Regions from separate parts of the Mus musculus genome. Here all the other regions are linked to region 2. A link is a loop called in an ENCODE intact Hi-C map of the cell type or tissue named here. Cell type or tissue: heart. All regions are shown on one strand.

What was found. A loop is a pair of places that touch in the nucleus more often than their neighbours do. Peaks named below come from ENCODE experiments on the same cell type or tissue, not always from the same donor. Only the 100,000 strongest peaks of a DNase experiment are listed, where the experiment ranks them.
Region 1: it touches region 2 in a loop (5-fold over the local background); 7 of 42 quality-filtered maps call a loop at or near these places.
Region 3: a loop joins it to region 2, with 3.0 times the contacts of the local background. A loop is called at or near these places in 9 of 42 quality-filtered maps.

The regions. Positions count from the first base shown.
Region 1 is chr8:126,837,994-126,842,993 of GRCm38, forward strand. Gm31718 (a long non-coding RNA gene) reads right to left here. Exons shown (of 8, transcript XR_879375.3): 3 at 3,553-3,646; 4 at 3,219-3,260. Among named protein-coding and RNA genes, the nearest start is that of A630001O12Rik, 8.5 kb to the right of the region's middle. In heart, a CTCF peak has its summit at 1,967; DNase peaks (open chromatin) are centred at 1,158 and 1,868; H3K4me3 peaks cover 1,205 bases; H3K27ac peaks cover 3,274 bases.
Region 2 is chr8:126,914,876-126,919,875 of GRCm38, forward strand. No RefSeq gene overlaps it. Among named protein-coding and RNA genes, the nearest start is that of Gm31718, 9.0 kb to the left of the region's middle. In heart, a CTCF peak has its summit at 2,498; DNase peaks (open chromatin) are centred at 376, 2,506, 2,896 and 4,596; H3K27ac peaks cover 2,585 bases.
Region 3 is chr8:126,847,385-126,852,384 of GRCm38, forward strand. All of the region lies in intron 1 of Gm31718 (a long non-coding RNA gene), which reads right to left. A630001O12Rik (RIKEN cDNA A630001O12 gene) reads left to right here and starts at 1,636. Exons shown (of 2, transcript NR_151740.1): 1 at 1,636-1,846; 2 at 1,977-4,453. In heart, a CTCF peak has its summit at 2,337; DNase peaks (open chromatin) are centred at 567, 777, 2,357, 2,687 and 1 weaker place; H3K27ac peaks cover 3,689 bases.

The DNA.
Region 1 (5,000 bases), 77 kb before region 2:
GATGATTTAACACGTGCTTGCTGGGACTTCTTATAAAAGCGGAAATATAAAATCCTTACTGCAGCAGCACAGGTCTCTGAGCTGCCAGGTGACCCCCTAGCAAGTCCTGTGGCTTTACTGCAGTTTCTTTAGCATTTTGGATGCGCTAGTCGAACGCCATAGCACTAGGAGCCAAATAGCGTCATACAATTAAGGTGGAAAACATCGCATAAATGCAACGGAGGCCAGGGCTTAAATAGCCACATATGGTTTCACAAAACGTACTCCGGATCATCAGCCAGCAGTAAAAACACACAGGAGGGAGATGGTCTGGCTGGAAATGAACTGCAAATTGATAAACATGTAGTTGCTAATGCGGTGTTTATTATTTTTTACTGGGATAAAAATTAACTTGTGCAGCCTTGGCTAGCCAGCGGCTTGAACTCTACCATCTGGGTAGTGGAATCGGCTGTTTCTGGAACTCCAGGTTACAAGTTAGTGTTGCCAGACCGTATTCGTGAACAGGTCCTGCATGTCCAGATAGCAGAATGGAGAGAGGTTTCAGCAAAACACCATAGAACCTGTCAGGGCAGCAAAGAGGACTACCAGGAGGGAGCCACTCTGTTTTGAATTTGTACATGTACCTGTGTATGTCACACTGACATATGTGTGTCAGTGCATGGGGAGGTCAAAGATCAACCTTGGCTATCATTCTTTGGGAGCCATCCATCCTGTGTTCTGAGACAGGGTCTCTCACTGGCTCTGCGCTCACCTATTAAGCTACTAGGTTGACTGGCCAGCAAGACCCAGAGAGCTGTTTCTACTTTCCTAGCACTGGGCTTGCAAGCACATGTCACCAAACAGTTTTTTATGTGAGTTCTGGAGGATTGAACTCAGGTCTTCGTGCTTGTGTGGCCAGTACATTACCGACTGAGCCATCTTGCCAGTAGTAATCCCACATTTCAAGTGGAGAAGGAGGCTGGCAACTTCCTGGAAAATCACCTTCACCTCAGGAAGCCAGACAGGCTGCAAATCCTGGCCTTCTAGAGAGGCAAAGAAGAGATTGCAAGGGATGCAGGGACTGGGGGATGGGGTGTGTGAGTGTGTGTGTGTGTGTGTGCAGGAAGATCATGAGGGCACTGGGGGCAAGCCTGAGCAAGCACAGCCAGTCATGTGACAACCCCAGCAGCTGCCCCAGCTGCAGAGCTGACCTCTCTGTCCCCAGGGGCCCTTTGTCATCAGCTGGATCAATTTACTTCAGCTACAGTGTCCTCACAAGCAGGGACTGAATTATGACTCGTGGAAATCCCCTCTGTACCAAGGAATCAGGTAGCTTTCAAACTCCCAACAATTAATGGCTCTTTTGGTCAAAGGAGAACATGAGGCAGGGAGGCGTTGGAGGAGGGGAGAGCAGCAAGCAGCGCTCTGGGTCTCCGAACAGGCTGTTCAGTTTCTAGTAAATTAGAAGGGGTGGATGGTGGAGGTACCAGTAATGTTACCCTGTAGAATGCGGTCTCCTTTGACGTCAGTGAGATGCTTCTCTCCCTTTCTCCTTTTGCCCTCCTTCCTCTCTCCTTTCCCTTCCTGTGTCCCTCCCTCCTCCCAACATCTTTACACGTCACAGAGTCATGCTGAAAACAGCTCTGAGTTTTACAACACAGCTTCCAGACGCAGAAGATCCCCCCACCCCCACCCCCCACCCCACCCTGACAACACTGCAGGGCAGAATGCAGGCTGTAGTGGGAGGCAGACAAAAAATAAAAATGTTCATGTGACTCAAAGCAGGAAGCAGGACACATTGCTGGGAGGAGGCGTCACCACCACAGGCTGTGCATTCCTGCCTTGCCTGGCCAGGTTAGCCATCCCCTCCAAGGGAGCATTCCTCTGTGGCAAGAACACACACTGGTCTCAGACAATCCTGAAATAGAATCTTGACGAGCATGCGCCCTGCTCTGAGGCCACTCAGCCTGGTGTCCTGGCTCCCCCTGTCTCTTCCCAGGAGATGTGTTCTCCACACATCAAACAGTAGCAGCTGCCCCCTTGTCAGAACGGAGCTAGTGAAAATAGCATTGCAAGGCTGGCCAAGCACTCTAGATCCAGACCAGAAATGCTGCTGTTTTTATTTAAATTGCACCTGCATATACCCACACACATACATAATGCATGTGTGCATACACAGGTTCATGCACATATGCACATGCACGATTACACATGCACTCACATGGACACACATGCATGACTGCTTCCACAGAGCATGCTGTGGGTATTAGAGGGGGTTGCTTTCTGGGTGGCTAGTCTCAAAAAGTCTACTTGTTTCTGGAGTAAAAGGACTCTAGTTTTCTGGGGTTTTTGTTTTTTGTTTCCCTCAGGCAGCTTTTTTTGCAGCTGGTTTGTATATGCATTTGGTTTGTATATGCATTATATATATGAATATGATGTGACTCTTTGAAGAAAGAATCATATATAATATGAAGGTAGAACTGGGTCTATATGGGAAAGGAGAACTTAAAGGAGGTGGGGGGAGAGGAGGTGGGGGAGAGGAGATGGGGAGGGAAGTCAGGAAAGGGAAGGGAGTGGGAGAGGGGTGAGGGAGGGGAATGAGGGAAGAAAGATAAAATGTCATATGTCTTCTCTCATGTATGGAACTAGATTTAGCTATATTCACATATATAAATGGCATAAAAGCGGCAAGTCTTAGAGGAAAGGGAGAGGGGGACAATGAGTGAGTAGTGGAGGAAGGATGGGGGAGGATAATAAGGAAACAAATACAAAGTATATGGATGAAAATGTCATCATGTGAAATCCATTATTTTATATACTAAAAAAATACTTCAATGAATTAAAAATAAATAAATAGTTTTTATGGGATAAGACCTTGACCCCAAGGCTTTGTCCTAATAGGCACCAATGAGGCCCCAGATGGGGTTGGGTGTAAAAGCAGAGAGCAAGCGTGAATATCCTGCTGGCCCCACCATCCTCTGCTCTAGAAAGCAAGGGTATCAGGAGGCTTCAGAACAGGGAGCATTTTGTAAGCCAGTGTCCCAAACAGTCTTACAGGCATGAGGTCATGGGGGAAAACACATACACAGAAAGAAGAGAAATTTTGGAATCTATTCCAAAATTAGAGGGGGAAGATAATGAAATGTGTGTGCATGCACCCTCAGTCTGGGGAACCAGAGACTGTATGAAATTGCCATGAGCAGATAAAGCCATTCAGTAAGAGACGGAGTCCAACTCACCGCAAAGATATATTTAACATGCGTAGATGGATGGATGGGCAGCTGAACAAAGAGAATGAATTGTTTTAGAAAACAAAGATGGTAAACAGGACTCAAAGCTTTTGGGAGGGGCTGGGCAGGTTTGGGAAATAACAGTGTGTGAGTTAACAATGAAGAACATTCTAACCCCATACCCGGGGGTGGATGGAAGTGGGTGTGTCTAACCAAAGGCAAATCCGTGTGCCTTCCATGGGAACAGTGGGCCTTTATGTGGTCCTGTGTACCGGAGTCCTGCCTCTCCTGTCATGACACCCATTGGCTATTGTTGAGAGGGGGTGACTACCCTTCTGCTTACCTACAATGCAAACGTTCCAAGAGGCCTGTAGGAGGCTGAACTCTGACACAGGGAGTTAAAGCCAGCTTCCTCACTCTTCTTCTCTCTTCCTCACCTGGAAAATGAAGGCACAGAAGGAAGTTAGGATGGAAAGAAATGGTGGCCACCTGCATGTAACCTTCCAGTACTGCTTGAGAGCTCTGAGTCCCGGGGGCACACACTAAGGGCTGGACTGACAGCAAGGGAGTAGGCATCTTGGCTGGGAACAGCCTGCTAAAGGCTCTCACTTCTTCACTGTATCCTCACGGGGACTTCTTCCTCACAGGAGACCTACCTAACTGTTTTGGGGTCACTGCAGAGGTGCTTCACACAGTGGGGCTCCTTTATGTCCTTTCAAATGCATCTATTGTATGGCAGTTTTCTCTAAACCAAGCCACTCTATCTCAGAGGAGAGTTAAGATTCCGAAAGTAAAATGAAGCTTTCAAGGCTCCAGAAAAAAAAAAAAAAAAAAAAAAACAAGAAAAAGACAACAACAACAACTCACAAATCTCATGAAGTTCCTAAGACTTACAAGATACACAATGCTTCTCCCAAAGGCTATATGAGCAGAAACATTTACTGGGGAGAAGAGACTTTCCCACCAGTCAAGCTGCCTTCAAGTGGTATGGGAAGCTCCAGAGATAGAGCTTCTGGGAATCATTGCACATACTGGAATGGGACTTCTAGTGCTACAGCTTCCTTTGAGTCATCCAGGAGCCTAGAAGTAACACTTCCATCACCCTTGCTCATTGATTGCTTCATCGAGTTGGACTTCAGGGGAATTGTTACTCTGGTCTGTCACTGGTACTCTACCAAGGATGAATTTTTTTCATATCTTATTAGCATAACATGTTAATGTCTTGATCCACAGATGTGCACAAGGCAGCATGTTCCTGCCATGGCACATGCTCTCAACTCAAGTCTCATGTTAGACATTTTCCTGAGAAAGGTAGTGATTGAGATGAGGGCCCAGTGAGGGACCCAAGCGGAGATCCTGCATGGACAGCATTTTCCTCAGATCACAAGGAAAGAAGGAGCCTGATCCTTCCCCCATCCTATGCCGCTCAACAGACTGACTCTACCAACCTACCTGTCCCAATAAGAACATTGACTCTTAGCAGGAATTCCACCATGAGCTTCATGGGTATGCTATTTCCCGAATAAGGGGATGGACACATAGCTGCTGGCAGGTGTTCAAGTAAAGGCTTCACAAAGATGTCAGATAACAGCACAGGGGCCAGTCTGTGTATTTGTGGTATGAGTAAAGGTGATAAGCAGATGTTGTCCTGGTTACCTGACCTGGCTTGTCCCACTCATGCAGGACCACGGCTTCCAGTGTCCCTGCAAAGCAGGACCAATGGCAGCCCACACATGCAGAGCTATATGGTGATGATCCTGGATGGATAGACTTAGGATGCTAAGCTTGTCC
Region 2 (5,000 bases):
GTCACTGTCTGAGTGTTCAGTGCCCACAGCTGTCTCCGGGCCCCCACTGCCTCTTCCTATGGCCTATGCCTCTCCTACACGTCCACCAGGAGGGCCATCCTGAGCCCACCATACAGAATGAGCCTCTCCATCGGAAGGCAGTCACAGGTCTTTTGTTTTGTCTCTTTCAGGAAGGCATCTCTGACTTGGAAAAGGAAGAGGAGGGAATTTAAAAAATTCTAGTTCATTTCCTGAGTCTTTCCAAATTGTCAGAAGCTGTGCCCAGAGGACAGAGAGGTCTCAGGCAGACCATGCGTGCCGAATGGAAATAAGTGCCTGTCCCCCAATGCCCTCTCTGTTTGAGCCATCTGCTGGAAAAGCTGACTTAGCAATCTGACAGCGCTGAGGGACTCAGACAGCAGTGGCTGTCCCTTCTCACCCAACCCCACCCCATCCTTTAAAAAAAAAACGTTATTGTTGTTTTTTGAGATGGGGCCTTGCTATATATAACCCAGGCAAGTCTTTAACTCCCACTGTGGTCCAGGGTGGCCTCAAATGTCTGCTCTAGCCTGCTGCCTCAGCCTCCAGAGTGCTGGATTCTGGATGGGAACCACACACACGGCACGAAGAAAGATTTTTTTAAGATGTACTTGTTTGTTTATTTGTGTGAGTACACTGTCTGTCCCTGTCTTCAGACACACCAGAAGAGGGCATCAGATCCCATTATAAATGGTTGTGAGCCACCATGTAGTTGCTGGGAATTGAACTCAGGAATCCTACTACCCACTACTACCTGCTACTCAGAAAGAATTGTCTCCAAAAGTCTATATGATGGAGCATGCATGATGGAGCATACATATATGATAGAGCACACATATATGATGGAGCATACATATATGATAGAACATATATGATAGAACATACATATATGATGGAGCATGCATAGATGATGGAGCATACATAGATGATGGAGCATGCATAGATGATGGAGCATGCATAGATGATGGAGCAAACACATGATGGAGCATATATATATAATGGAGCATACATATATGATGGAGCATACATATGATGGAGTATAGATGATGGAGCATACATATATGAAGGAGCATGCATAGATGATAGAGCATACACTTGGTATTTTTTGTTGTTGCTTCATTTTTTAAAATATTTTTTATTATTACGTATTTTCCTCAATTACATTTAGAATGCTATCCCAAAAGTCCTCCATACCCCCCCCCCACTTCCCTACCCACCCATTCCCATTTTTTTTGGCCCTGGCATTCCCCTGTACTGGGGCATATAAAGTTTGCGTGTCCAATGGGCCTCTCTTTCCAGTGATGGCCAACTAGGCCATCTTTTGATACATATGCAGCTAGAGTCAAGAGCTCCGGAGTACTGGTTAGTTCATAATGTTGTTGCACCTACAGGGTTGCAGATCTCTTTAGCTCCTTGGATACTTTCTCTAGCTCCTCCATTGGGTGCGCTGTGCTCCATCCAATAGCTGACTGTGAGCATCTACTTATGTGTTTGCTAGGCCCCGGCCTAGTCTCACAAGAGACATCTATATCAGGGTCCTTTCAGCAAAATTGTTGTTGCTTCATATGTGTATGTATGTGGCGTATATGGGCATATTCGTGTGGGCATGTGGACATATTCATGCACATGCATGAAGAGCCAGAAGTTGGTGCCCAGTGTCTTCCTCTATCACTCTGCACAGTTTTGGTTCTGTAACAAAGCTCATCAGTTCAGCTAGAACGGCATCCACCCCAGGCATCTCCCTTCCCCTGCTTCCTCCTCAGCCTCCATGCTGGGATCACAAATCTACACAGTCCTAATAGTGCCACTCCCTGAGCCAAACATATACAAACCATCACAGTCACCTTAGGTGCAGGCAGCTCAGCATCTCGGGGGCTGATTCTGGGACTGGACTTACTAGAGCTGCCTTTAATCCTGGGTCTCACACAACTATCTACAAACACACACAGCGTTTGGAGCAACCATCCCAGTTCCAGCTCTGTGGACAGAGATGACTCCGGTCCACAGTGTCCCCCTCCCTCTGGGAATGGCCAGCCATGGAGAATAACAGGAGAGAGGAGAGAGAGAGATGGTGGGGCCATCCTCCATACCAATGGCTGACTATGCTGCAGGCACCTTGCTGGGCTTTGGGTTTTTATGGCTGGTCCTAAGCTCAGGCATTAGAAATGTCAATCAGCTGTGTTCTTCACTTTGATTGTCATTGAAACTGCCAGAGGAGATCACAGGACCCTACCTGCCTCCTCCAGTCTTCCAGGTCAACCAAATGTTCAACCTGCTAGAGTCTCAAAGCTCAGACCACTGACCTGGCTACTGTCCTTCCTAGCTTTCACTTCTTCCAAGTTAGGGAGTTTGTGAGCGGGCAAGTTTAGCCTTATCTAGACCTCTCTACGGGTTGCCGTCAACAACAGGGACTCTGTTTCTGAGTCACATGGAACAGCTGACAGCTTGGTGCATCAACCCTTTTTCCTGTTAGGGGGCGCTTTGGAGATTCCCTTAGCCTGAGTTCCTGAGAGGCAGGCCCACCCTAGAGCACCTACCAGAAAATACCTGGGTTCTGTTCACAGATAAAGGTGTACCTCCCACCAGAGCAGCTTTCCAAAGGCTTTCTGGCCACAGCCTATGACATGACTCTTCTCTTAGAGTTACATTTCTACTGGCAAAGCCTAACAACAACAATGACTTCTGACCTTCTAAAATCGGCAGCAGAGAAAATGAACTGGAGCAGTAATGGGGGTGGGAAGCACTCCACAAAGACATTCTGTACCATTCACAACTTCTGTTTGTTGTTGGCTGGGTTCTTTTCCCCCCTTCTTCCCCTTTCCAAGTGTGTGTGTGTGTGTGTGTGTGTGTGTGTGTGTGTGTGTGTGTTTTCAAATGGCAGAAAATATTTTCCAGCTACACTGTGCTGGCATTGCCAAGCTCATGCTGATGCCAAGGTTATAAAAAGCAGCTGTGGAGAGACTTCACAGAAGGGCTTGTCCGATCAGCTTCCAAGACACTAACTTTCCTCTAAGAACCCCACCTTCTTCACTACGTACCTGAGGGGGACACATGTGTGGCCATATTACAATAGTTATGTGCAAGATACTTGAGTGGCAGGTCTTTATGATCCCTCAGTCCCCAAATCCTCACACTCAACTGAATGTGATGGCACACGCCTGTAATCCCAGCACTCAGGAGGTGAAGGCAGAAGGATCAAGAATTCAAGACTATGGCCATCTACAGACAGAGCAAGTTCAAAGTCAGCCTAGGATATGTGAAATACTCTCTCAAAGGTTCAAAAGTTTCTCCCTGCACCAAAAGAATCTCTCTCTCTCCCTCTCTCCCCCTCCCCTCCCCCCCCCTCTCAGACACACACACACACACACACACACACACACACACACACACACACCAAAAACTGTTCCAAGATTCCTGCTACAGTTGCCAGGAAGGCTCAGAAGGGCAGGATAAGTTTGGGCTGCAATGGTGAGAACACATGGTGGCCCTCATGGGCCAGTTCCCCTACCAACACCCCCTCTTCCTCCCTCCTCTGCATGTGAGTGTGTGTGGAAGTGAGTTCATCTGTGTGTGCACATGTGTGTGCATGCATGCATGTGTGTCCGGGCATGCATGTCTGTGTGCATGTGTGTGTGTGTGCATGTGTGAGTACCTGTGTGTGTATGCTTGTATGTGTGTGTGTGCATGTGTGTAGGTGTGTATATGTGTAAGTTCATCTGTGTGTATGTGTGTGTGAGAGTGCATGCATGTGTGTGTGAGTTCATCTGTGTCAGTGTATGCTTATGGGTATAACTTAACTGTGCATGTGTAAGTGTGTTCATCTGTGTATGTGTGTGTGTGTGAGTTAGTTCATCTGTGTGTGAGAGTGTGTGAGCTCATCTGTGTGTGAGTTCATCTGTATGAGTGTGTGTATGTGTGTGTACAAATGAGTTCATCTGTGCATGTGTGTGTGTTTAAGTGTGTTCATCTGTGTGCGTGTGTGGATGGAAGCCAGACACTGACTTTAGAGCCTTTCTCTACTGTGCAACACTTTCTCACTGAACCTAGACATCACTGCTTTGGCTAAACTAGCTGGGCAGAGAGCTCTAAAGCTCTTCTTGTCTTCCATGTCTCAGCCCCAGCTCTGGGGTCACAGGCATGTGACCCAACAAGCCCAGCTTTTTATATGGGTGTGGAAGATCTGTAATCTGTGGAAGATCTGAACTCAGGTCCTTAAGCTAACATAGCAAACACTTTACCTGCTGAGCCATCTCCCCAGTCCCAAGAAGGATGTTCCTTGCATGGAACCATGACTCTCCAGAACCCCCACTCCCCGACCCGGAGACTTCCCCCAGGTCTCTCACTCTCATTCAGTGATCAGCTCCAACTCCATCTTGCCTCATCCTGTCCCTCCCACGCTGTGGGACACCCTACACCTCATTGCTGCTGCTGCTCTGCAGTGAGATCCTACTCCCTCCCTCCCTCAGTTCCAGCCTAGTGAAGACAACAGTAACCCGCACTGTGGCTCTCCTGGGTGACTAATTGGTTAATCCTGGGAAGGCCTTTGAAGCTGAAACACCAGTGTGTTACTCACAGGCTGGAGGCATGAACTTGCCCTAGGCCAGGTCTGAGTCAGCAGAGAGTGGCCTCCCACCTCCATACAGGCTGAGCCAGCCAGCCTAGGTCCTGCTCAAGGTCAAGGCTGTCCTACAGGAGAGCATGGCAATGTAAACCAAGGGAGATAGTGAGGTCTTAGTGGCCTGTGTGGGGTGGCTGTTCTGAGCCTGAGAACTGGGCCCTGTTGAAGATCACATAGCACTCAGTCCTCAGCTCATGCTTCCAAGATAGCACATGCAGCAACCTTGGTCAGGACAATATTTCCTGGTCATCGTTTGGAGAAATATTTTTTCCCACAGCAAATTCCTTAGGAGCCACAGCCTATCTCCTTGCGATCTCCTTAGGTGGGAGGGCAGTGCTGTCAGCCTAAGTCTTGGGAGAAAGAT
Region 3 (5,000 bases), 67 kb before region 2:
GTCAATCAATGACAAGCTGGATGGGTCAGTCCTGAAAGGCTCAGAGCTGCCTCCAGGGCAGAGAGCTCAGCAAACAGCACACAGAAGCTGGGTATAGCAGTGCACACTTGTGATCTCAGCACTGAGCTGAAGGTCAGCCAGCCTTGGCTACTTAGTGTGTTTGAGGCCAGCCTGAGCTATGTGAGCTCTTGTTCACATACCCCAATAAAGACACACACACACACACACACACACCATGGCTTCCCTGCTGCTCAAAGCCACAGAGCAGAACCGAAATCTCCCACAAGCCTCATGGCAGGTACCCATGTAGGCCGAGCTGCCAGCCACAGGCCACACGCAGCTGCTGTGGTTGACAGCACAGCTCCATCCCTGGCATGTTGTCACCTCCTGAAACAAGAGTGAAAGTCACCGCATCCTCAGCTCCATCCTTGAAGCAGCCTCTGAACCACGCCCCCAAACTGTGGCCCCTCGTGCAGAAGGCCCATGAGGGAACAGAAAGTCTGATGCCTGTCAGTCACTCCAGCACCCAGGTGCAGCTCTTCAAGCTACAGATAACCGTGTGACATCACCCAGCTGTTATTATCAGCACTGTGAGTGTTTACTTCATCTTCAAAGAGAGTTCCAGACTGGTATCTAGTGACTAAGTGGAGGTCAGAGATCCTCTGACATCAGTCATGCCCAGAAGGGACAAGCCCAGTTGCCAGCTCTCGGTGACCATGTGCAAACTTTGAGCTCCTTCCTGCCCAGTGCCTCTCCCAGGCTCCATACATGCCCTGGCCATGAGGCTGTCCCTGATGGCTGCCAGTCACATAGACACGTGGGTGTCACCTTCTATTGTTTTCCAGAGCATTCTCTCTGGAGTCCAAACATTGCCACATTGCCACTGTTGACACCACCTCTTAGAGAGCCTGCCCTTTATGACCCAACACAAGACACAAAAGGCATCAGACTGGTATTTCCTTTACCCCATAGGGATTTTTTATGGGGTTTTTATTTGGTTTCGTTTTTGGTGTGCTTCTGAGAATTGTCCTTTTGTTCTTCCGTTTGGTTGCAAAGAGCACTCTCCAAGGAATTCTGCTCAAAAAAAAAAAAAAAAAAAAAAAATCACACAGCTTTTTACCTGAAGCTTGTATCTCCAGAAGGAGACCTTCACCCACCACCACATCCTCCCAGGAAATAACAGCTTAAAGGACAGATGAACCCGCCATGGGGCCCTACTCCTCGCTGCTAGGCTCTGGGTAAGGTGAGCAGGGGCAGAAAGGCTGCATCTTCATGCTGGGACTCAGGAAGAGCCTCATTGTCTGTCTTAGGCAAGGACCTGCTCATCACACAGCCCAGATGTGAGCAGTTATTAGATCAACACTCCCCATACCACCACCATGGAGGAACCACTGACATTTACCTGGCCCTAGCAAAGGCCACCAAGGCCATGTCTGGGACTTTGAACTTTCAGTCACTCCCTAGTGAGGCCGTGCGTAGTATCGAAAGCCACCATCTTTTACGTTGTCTACCGAGGTAGAGGAAGTTTCTCAAAGACAAGCGATTGGAATCAGAGTTCAGAGGAAGCTGGCGTGAGAGCAAGGGGAGCCCCTGGCCTGCCTATCGCTGTACCAGAAGCTCCAACTGCCTCAACTCACAGCATTCTTACTTGCAGCTACATAGCCCCACCAACATTGCTAGGCTGAGCAGGACCAACCGACCATCTGCCTGGTCATGCAATGTGCAAGAAAAAATAAGAAGAATGTGCTGGAAGGTCAGAGCGCTAACCATCTAAGGCGATGATGGGTAGGCGCCAAGGCCCAGGGACATAGAAGTGTTCTGTAAAGGAGTCCCAAGTCTCCATTGGGTGAGTAATCTCATCTCTGAGCACAAGGAATGCTCTTAGAACAGGTTGTACCTGACCCGCCACAGTCAGCTCTGCACTGTCCGTGGAAATTCCTGGTATGACCATCCTAACCATGTGTTCGTCTTCCTAGTACTGCATCACCAACCTAAGGATTGACTGAAGCCCAGGGAGATGACCTCACTACCCATCACCAGAAGAGACTCTCAAACCCAGCTGCCCCTTCAGAGCTGACTCCTGGCATAAGGATGCCCTGATCTGGGCACAGCCCCAGAAACCTATCCCTGGACTCTGTCCGTTGACCACAGGAAGAGCTCCAGTTGAGTCAAAGGGGAGTCTGGCTAGTGGTAGGGCTGCAGGATCCAGCTTAATCCCCTTACTCATCTAAAAGGTCACTGAAGGGGCAGCGGCCTTAAGGGGCAGATCATCAGTGTTGACTACAAGTTCAAAGAATCCACAGAAAGCCACACAGTGCCCCCTGGCTCCAACCTCAGAAATGGAGCCGACCCTGACTCAGAGAGGAAACAAAGGCTGACTCACTCACCCTCCACTTCCTCCTTTTGCCCAGCTCAGCCAAGACCAGCACTGGCTTCCAGCGACAGACAGGTGACCACTACTTGCAAACCTGCAAGGGGGAGCACAGGCTCACTCTGCCAAGGACCACCAGACCTCGATTTACTACTGCCCTCACCCTCTGTATCTTCCACACAGTGCATGGCTGGTAATGGCGCTGTCCTGTCTTGTCCTGCCTTGACCTTGGCTGTGTTATTCTTCACTTCCCTGTTCAGCGCACAGCCACACTTTCCAAACATCATGAATCATCAGTACAGAGCAACGGCCACTTAGTAAAGCAGGAAACCACTGCACGCCAGGCCTGGACAGAGCAGTTCCCTGCTCTGGCCTCTCCTGTCCCCTGATCACTGTGACACAAAGCCACAGTGGAGGTCCCAGGGACTATTGCACCACTGGGTATTCAACCCCTACACCATCAGCCCTTATACTGGGCAGGATCTTCCTAGCTGAGCCTTCCCTGCCTGAGCTGGCTAAAGTGAAGCTGGTATCTTCCAGTCTCAGAGGGAGGGAAAGAGGTCAGGTCATTCAAAACCCTGGCTGTTAGAAAGACTGTATCCGGTAGACAGCAGAGCCATCAAACAGACATGGGGCTTCCTCTTGCAGCCTTGCAGTTATGAACAAAGGTTGCCTCTGTCATCAAAGCCCCTGCAGACTAGACCCCCTCTGAATAACATGCAGCAAGTTCCCAAAGAATGGACACCAATGAAGCCCATACATCAATCAACAACAGGGACTGATGAAATGGCTTAGTGTTAACAAACTTGGGGATCCAAGTTCTAATCCCCAGAGCCCACATAAGAAGTAAGTGAAGCACAGCTCCCGGTTCTGGGGAGACACACTGGGAGAGTCTGTGCTTGCTGACATCTGCTCTCTCCAATCTGTGAGCTCAAGTGCAGTGAGAGACCCTGTCTCAAAAGGTAAGGTGGAGAGGTGACTGAAGACACCACCCATGTGGAGCCATGTCTTCCCTGTATGTATGCACACATAATCATGTTAAAAAATGAAGACAGCATGAACATGAAGTTTCTCTGACAGGTCATGTCTATCCAAGATGACCTCTTGTGCTCTCTGTCCCATGGTCTAGACTTTGATTATTTTTCTGAGTTCCATGGAGGAATCACACATGGCTACATTCTCTTAAGGAGCCTCCATTCGGTGACAGCTGGATGGATCAGGACAGATGACCAGGGTCAAGGGTAGAGACAGGCATGGCAGACCTTCCTCCTCAAATACCAAATATCCAATATAGTAATCAAATCCCAGATCGCAGACATTATGGAATTAACTAAATTAGCCGCTGCAGACCATGGTTCTGGATAGCCAAACAGATCCAAGTGTCTTAAAAATATATAAATCACAATGTTCTAGCCCTTCACATCCGGAAACACATTTTAGACCCTTGGAGATAATAGAAGTATCGCCTGAAAACAAAACAAAACAACCTGTTTCTAGAGCTGGAGAAAGAGTTCAGTGGCTAAGAGTACTGGCTGCTCATAGAAGACCCAAATCTGGTTCTCAAGACCTACAGAGAGGCTCACAAGCATCTACAACCCCGGTTCCACGGAGTCTTCTTCTCACCTCCACAGGTGCCCAGCATGCACATGGTGCACATACACATATGTAGACAAAAAACTCATACACATAAGCTAAAAATAAATTTTTTAAAAATCCTGATATCTCATCAGACATCTGGGAGAACCAAGGTCCAGATGACTTCCCGAAGGTCACACAAGGTAAAGCAGAGCCAAGAGAGCTCACAGCCTCTGGCTGGTAACTTAAGGTTGTTTTTATTTATCATAACTGTCATTGCAGTGGGTGAATAATCTAGGAGCCAAATCAGATGTCCTTCACACCCTCTGAAGCTACTCTTAGGATGAGCCAGAATGTTCTGCATCAACCCACGCATGTGAGAGGATCTACCAAGTTACCTGATATCAGGTATAGTTACCTGATACCTTAGTCAGAAGGTCATCAACTTCTTCAACAGAAGTTATGCATTTAGGTGCCACCATATTTTCAAAGGAGTCCTTTACACAGAAAAAAAAAAAAAGACTCAATGAATTAGAAAATGGCTGTCACATTTCTTTTTAAGATCTAGAGAGCAAATTTGGAAGAGGGTTAATTTTGTGTGCCTAGTCTGTGCCAGCTACTCGATTTCATCCTTGTACTGTAAAAACAGTATTGAATGTACACCAGCAGACACAGTGTGTACCAATAAAACTTTATCAACAACGTATTATAAACACTCAGTCTAGCTCAGGCAATGTTTGGGCCTGAACCTAAATCTCTGATTGGCTTCCTTCCCATCACCTCAGATTCTGCAGATATCAGGGAATGAACCATCACCGTGTCCCTGCTGCTGTAGATCCAGCCCTCAACTGAGAACAACCAAGGACAAGAAGCACAAGAAAGAATTTGTTTCACTTTTCCATTAAACATGATGAGTTCTTTGAATTTCTAATTGGAAACTTTCACACATCGCTTGAGGTTGCTGCAACTCACTTCCTGCCACCCTTTGACTGTGTATCTTGAGCAAAACTGTGGTAAAGGCCAAGGCTGCCCTTTGGCCTCTGGTGGTTGTCTG